2 separate regions of the Homo sapiens genome follow, and region 2 is linked to region 1. A link is an interaction called in ENCODE POLR2A ChIA-PET data of the cell type or tissue named here. Cell type or tissue: GM12878. All regions are shown on one strand.

Region 1 (2,500 bases):
TCTTTCCCGTCTGTTTTCCTTTCCAGAGCATGCGTTTCACTTATTTGCCATTAAGTCGCCCGCCTGCCGTTACCTGGGTAAATGGATTTGAAGGGAGTGTGAGCAATGCAGGTTGGAATCTGTGCAGGGGAACCTGGGCTGTTAACCCAGAATGAGGTGTCCTATTAATGCACAATCAATTCCTAGTAGTAAGTTCCCGGTGACGTCAGGTACAGGAGCGCTCCGCAGCCAGTGTTTCCTCCCCGTGCCTAGGTTGCACCCAGGTGGGCTTGGCAGAGGGACTGAGTGCTCAGGCTGGTGGGTTTGGGCTCCACGCGCTTGGCTGTTGCTTTCAGGGTATGCTCTTGCCTCGGAACACACAGTGGGAACCAAAAGCACAGTGTAGCCCTTGAGGATGCACAGCCTCCCTCACACCTGCCCCTTCTTCCTGGGCCCCTTCCCTACTCCCCGCCGGCTCCCCATGGGTCAGTTTCCACTGCTGGATGGAGCTATATTCACGTTATTTCTACTCTGCTGCAACTGAGATACTAAAAATGAGGTGTTTGACTGCAGCTTTTTTCTAAAACAGTAATATCCCTTCTCTGCTTTGCTGTTTACTGCAAAAGGACGCGTCTATGCTGGCAGAAGTGGGTTTTCTGGTATTAACATGTTGGCAGCTCTGTTCCCAGGTGGGGGCAATTTTCTGACTCTAGAGCCATTTCGTGTTTGGGATGGGGGATAACCCCCTCCTGGAAACCACAGGGCATGGAATTCTGGAAGTTTGTTCTTGGTGCATTCTAGCGTAATGCAGATTACGGTCTCCATGTCAGCAGTAAATTGCAGGGTGTGGGTGCTCATGTCATATTTGTGAAGAAGCCGTGACATTTGACAAGGCCGCCAGAGTGCCTCTTCCTGAGCATCCCCGCAAGGGAGCTGCTTTGTGGCCGACACGACGTTCCGGAGCCCAGGCTGCTGCAGACCCTGGCTGTGTGTGCGGGGCCAGCTGGCTTTTTCTCTCCCCTGCTCAGGGCTTACCTTGGACCTGCCGGTTTGGGCTGGCCTTTCCTATTTGATCTGTGGCCCCGTCCTTGTTCGCCCCAGGGAGAGTCATTGAGAAACATTAAGAAGCCCCAGGGGACTTCCTTCTGCTGCTGGCACCTTGGTGTCTGGTTTCCTGGAAATGCCACAGGGAGCACCTCGGCCACAGCCACAGGCCCTGCTGCACTGGTTGGTGAATGCTCGCTCATCTCCCAGGGGACGGTTCCCAGAGTGGCCGCACCAGACCTGCCAGGCCTGTAGCCTTCATGCCAGCTTGCACCGTCCTGGCGTGGCAAAGCTTTAGCATCACTGTCACATGAGGGGCACAGGAAGCATGGCCCCTGGCTGCCAGCTGCCAGCCAAGGCTGCCTCCCATCCTGGGTTCCAGGGAAGGGGGCTGCTCGTCTCCTACAGCTCCTGGTCAGGGACGGGAGGGCAGCCAGGCCAGAGGCTGGGCACAAGTCAGGGTCCTCTGAGCCCTGCACCCAGCTCTTCCACAGAGGTCAAGGGGGGGATGGAGGGTGCTCTAGTGGAGGCCGTTTCTCAGGGAGCCTTTGGACATTTTCTTTGCCACGAACTCATTGTGGGCCTCGGAGCACGTGGCCCAGCCAGCTTCCTTGCCATCAGCAAGAGTGTGTTTGTCTCTGACTTGTCACCCCCTCCTGTCCACACAGCTACAGCCTCTGACCCCGAGCAGGAGACACCTAAGAGAGCCCAGGCCACAGAGGATGGCCTGGACTTTGCATTTCTTCTGAACCATGAGGTGCCAGAAGGGACCGGAAGTGCTCCCTCAGCACCCACTCCTTCCCTGTCACCCAGTGCTCAGTGCTGCAGCTGCTCACTGTCTTGGGCTGAGCCTGCTCCGGGAGCAGTAGGAGCTGGTGCAGGCCGCTGTAACTGCAGGGGTGCCAAGGTGGGACTGACTGCTCCTTCCCAAAGCTGGGTGGGCACCAAGTACCTCTGTGCCAAGGAGCCCTTGATACTTTGGCAGGGCAAGCCACGGGCTCTACCCACTGGGCCCGCAGTAGAGCAATGCAGTGCCTGAAGCTGGTCTGTGAGCAGAGGAGTCCCACCCTGCTCGGCTCAGCCCTGGCCACAGGCCCCATCCTCCAAGGCCCCATCCTCTCCGAGGACACGGCAAATGTGGAGCAGAGGCTTGAGCAAGACCAGTTACTGTGTGATTCTAGCATGGACTGTCGGTGAGCCGTGGGGCACTGAGAAATGGGGCTCTGGCGGCTCTCTCCCATGGCCCAGCAGGCGGGGCACGGCGGGCAGCATGGCCAGCCTGGCATATTAGAAGCCCTCCTTCTGCCGTGTCCACCCAGGCTTTGTAAATGGCCAGTGTGACGGTGGCGATTCAGCATCTCATTGACATCCTCATTTTACAGCTGGGGAAACTGGACATTTCAAGTTTGTGACCAGGTGGTGAGGGCCACTTGGAACCCAGGCACCCGTCCAACGGCCAGAGCAAAGGCAACTCTGA
Region 2 (2,500 bases), 58 kb before region 1:
TTGTAAAAGTAGGTTCCGGGAGGTAAGAAGGGCAACTTTTACATGCCTGTTATAGGAGCTAGCATAAAGTAGAGTTCTATGGTGAGAAGAGATTATTTAGTGCTGCCATTCCAGCAATAACTGAGAGGTAGATTTTAAAATGGCACAAATAATACACATTTGTTTGGTGATGGGGAAATAAGTTCATGGAAGGCTATGAGTTGTTTATGAATAGACTAGGTTCATGATATTGGACTTCTTACCAGTTTGGCCCTAGTTTTGTTGCAGAACAGATTATAACTGGGATCAGAGTATTTAGCAAAGGATCTATCCCAAGGCTAAAGATTAACCTAAGAAGAAAAGCACGAACATGTTACCACAAATTCTCTCTGTAGTCTGAAGATACCTAATAATACCAAAGAAAGGCAGGCAAAAATGACTGACTTTCTTGCTGCAATTAAGAAATTCTGCTTTCTGTGAATGAATGCGTGGTAAAAAAAAAAAAAATACTCATATGTTCTGAACCGTTCCTCTCCCTATTCAGACATGGGAGCTTACAGCGTATTAAGCAAGTACTTTATTCATTATTCTGTTAAAGGCATTCCCATGGACAACACACGGGGATGGGAGATGGTGGCTACTACATTAAGAAACAGTAAATTTTATTTGAAGGAAAGAAAGGCATCCAGGGCTTATTCAATGTTCTGGGACCGGCGGATGCTTGGTTAAAATTGTTGGCTCCCTGAGCAGAAATTCTTTGAAATGGAACAGCAGGTTAACCTTAACCGTTGCTCCTCATCTTGTTTGTTTCTTCCATGTCAGTGGTGATGCTTTCTAAACACTCTCCCACAGTTAACATCTGGGTATCCTCTAGACAACTGCTTCATATCATGCACAACTTTATGCATTTGTCTCCATTCACATTATAAGGGAAGTAAGTGATCAAATACGTAGATGTTGTTACAAAGCTTACCAGATACATGTTTTTTATAACCATAAGTTAGATATTTACCACATCAGCACTGTGCTGAATTCATGGTGGTTTGGCTCTCGAGTTTTACCTACCTGGAGTTCATTGGTTGAGTGTAGACACTTGAAGGCACAGGAAATGTTATAATTTAGTGTAAAATGTTGCGTATTGCTTTCACTTCTCTTTTTTTTCAGCCAGTATTATTTAAAAGATTCCTGGCCGGGCATGGTAGCTCATGCTGTAATCCCAGCACTTTGTGGGGCTGAGGCTGGTGGATTGCCTGAGATCAGAAGTTCGAGACCAGCCTGGCCAAGATGGTGAAACCCTGTCTCTACTAAAAAATACAAAAATTAGTTAGGTGCGGTGGCGGGTGCCTGTAATCCCAGCTACTCAAGAGGCTGAGGCAGGAGAATTGCTTGAACCTGGGAGGCGGAGGTTGCAGTGAGCTGAGATCGCACCACAACATTATAGCCTGGGTGACAGAGCAGACCGTCTCAAAAAAAAAAAAAAAAAAGATTTCTGTATTCTCACATTATTTCAGATTTTAAAAGTGTTTACATTTAATCCTTACAACGTATCTTTGAAGTAGTTATCTTAGTTTTTTTGTGTTTTTGGGTTTTTTATTGAGACAGTCTTGCCCTGTTGCCCAAGCTGGAGTGCAGTGGTGATCGTAGCTTACTGCAGCCTCAACCTCCTGGGTTTAAGCAAACCTCCCATCTTAGCCTCACAAGTAGCTAGGACTATAGGCACATGCCACAACGCCTGGCTGTTTTTTTTATTTTATTTTATTTATTTTTTGAGACGGCGTTTCGCTCTTGTTTCCCAGGCTGGAGTGCAGTGGCACCATCTCGGCTCACCAGAACCTCCACCTCCTGGGTTCAAGCGATTCTCCTGCCTCAGCCTCCCAAGTAGCTGGGATTACAGGCATGCGCCACCATGCGCAGCTAATTTTTTTTTTTTTTTGAGACGGAGTCTTGCTCTGTTACCCAGGCTGGAGTGCAGTGGCGCAATCTCGGCTCACTGCAAGCTCCGCCTCCCGGGTTCATGCCATTCTCCTGCCTCAGCCTCCCGAGTAGCTGGGACTACGGGCGCCCGCCACCACGCCTGGCTAATTTTTTGTATTTTTAGTAGAGATGGGGTTTCACCATGTTAGCCAAGATGGTCTCGATCTCCTGACCTCGTGATCCACCTGCCTCGGCCTCCCAAAGTGCTGGGATTACAGGCGTGAGCCACTGCACTGGGCCTAATTTTGTATTTTTAGTAGAGACGGGATTTCTCCATGTTGGTCAGGCTGGTCTTGAACTTCCGACCTCAGGTGATCCGCCTGCCTTGGCCTCCCAAAGTGTTGGGGATTACAGGTGTGAGCCACTGATCCCAACTATTTTTTTATTTTGAAGAGATGGGTTCTCACTGTGTTGCCCAGGCTGGTCTTAAACTCCTGGGTTCAAGTGATCTTCCCACCTTGGCCTTCCAAAGCTCTGGGATTGCAGGTGTGAGCCACTGTGCCTGGTCTATCTTAGTTTTATAGATGAGTTTGAGGGCCTTATATAG

Evidence for each region. ChIA-PET counts read pairs that join two places held together with the same protein. Peaks named below come from ENCODE experiments on the same cell type or tissue, not always from the same donor. Only the 100,000 strongest peaks of a DNase experiment are listed, where the experiment ranks them.
Region 2: POLR2A ChIA-PET joins it to region 1 with 5 read pairs; 2 of 35 experiments call an interaction of 5 or more read pairs at or near these places.

Annotation. Positions count from the first base shown.
Region 1 is chr11:67,270,746-67,273,245 of GRCh38, forward strand. The region is part of intron 1 of GRK2 (G protein-coupled receptor kinase 2); the gene reads left to right. Among named protein-coding and RNA genes, the nearest start is that of GRK2, 5.5 kb to the left of the region's middle. RefSeq lists enhancers at 306-1,270, 794-933, 1,271-2,235. In GM12878, no CTCF peak of the experiment used is centred here; DNase peaks (open chromatin) are centred at 1,194 and 1,741; H3K4me3 peaks cover 2,500 bases; H3K27ac peaks cover 2,500 bases.
Region 2 is chr11:67,212,311-67,214,810 of GRCh38, forward strand. The region is part of intron 6 of KDM2A (lysine demethylase 2A); the gene reads left to right. Among named protein-coding and RNA genes, the nearest start is that of GRK2, 53 kb to the right of the region's middle. In GM12878, no CTCF peak of the experiment used is centred here; a DNase peak (open chromatin) is centred at 1,031; H3K27ac peaks cover 1,426 bases.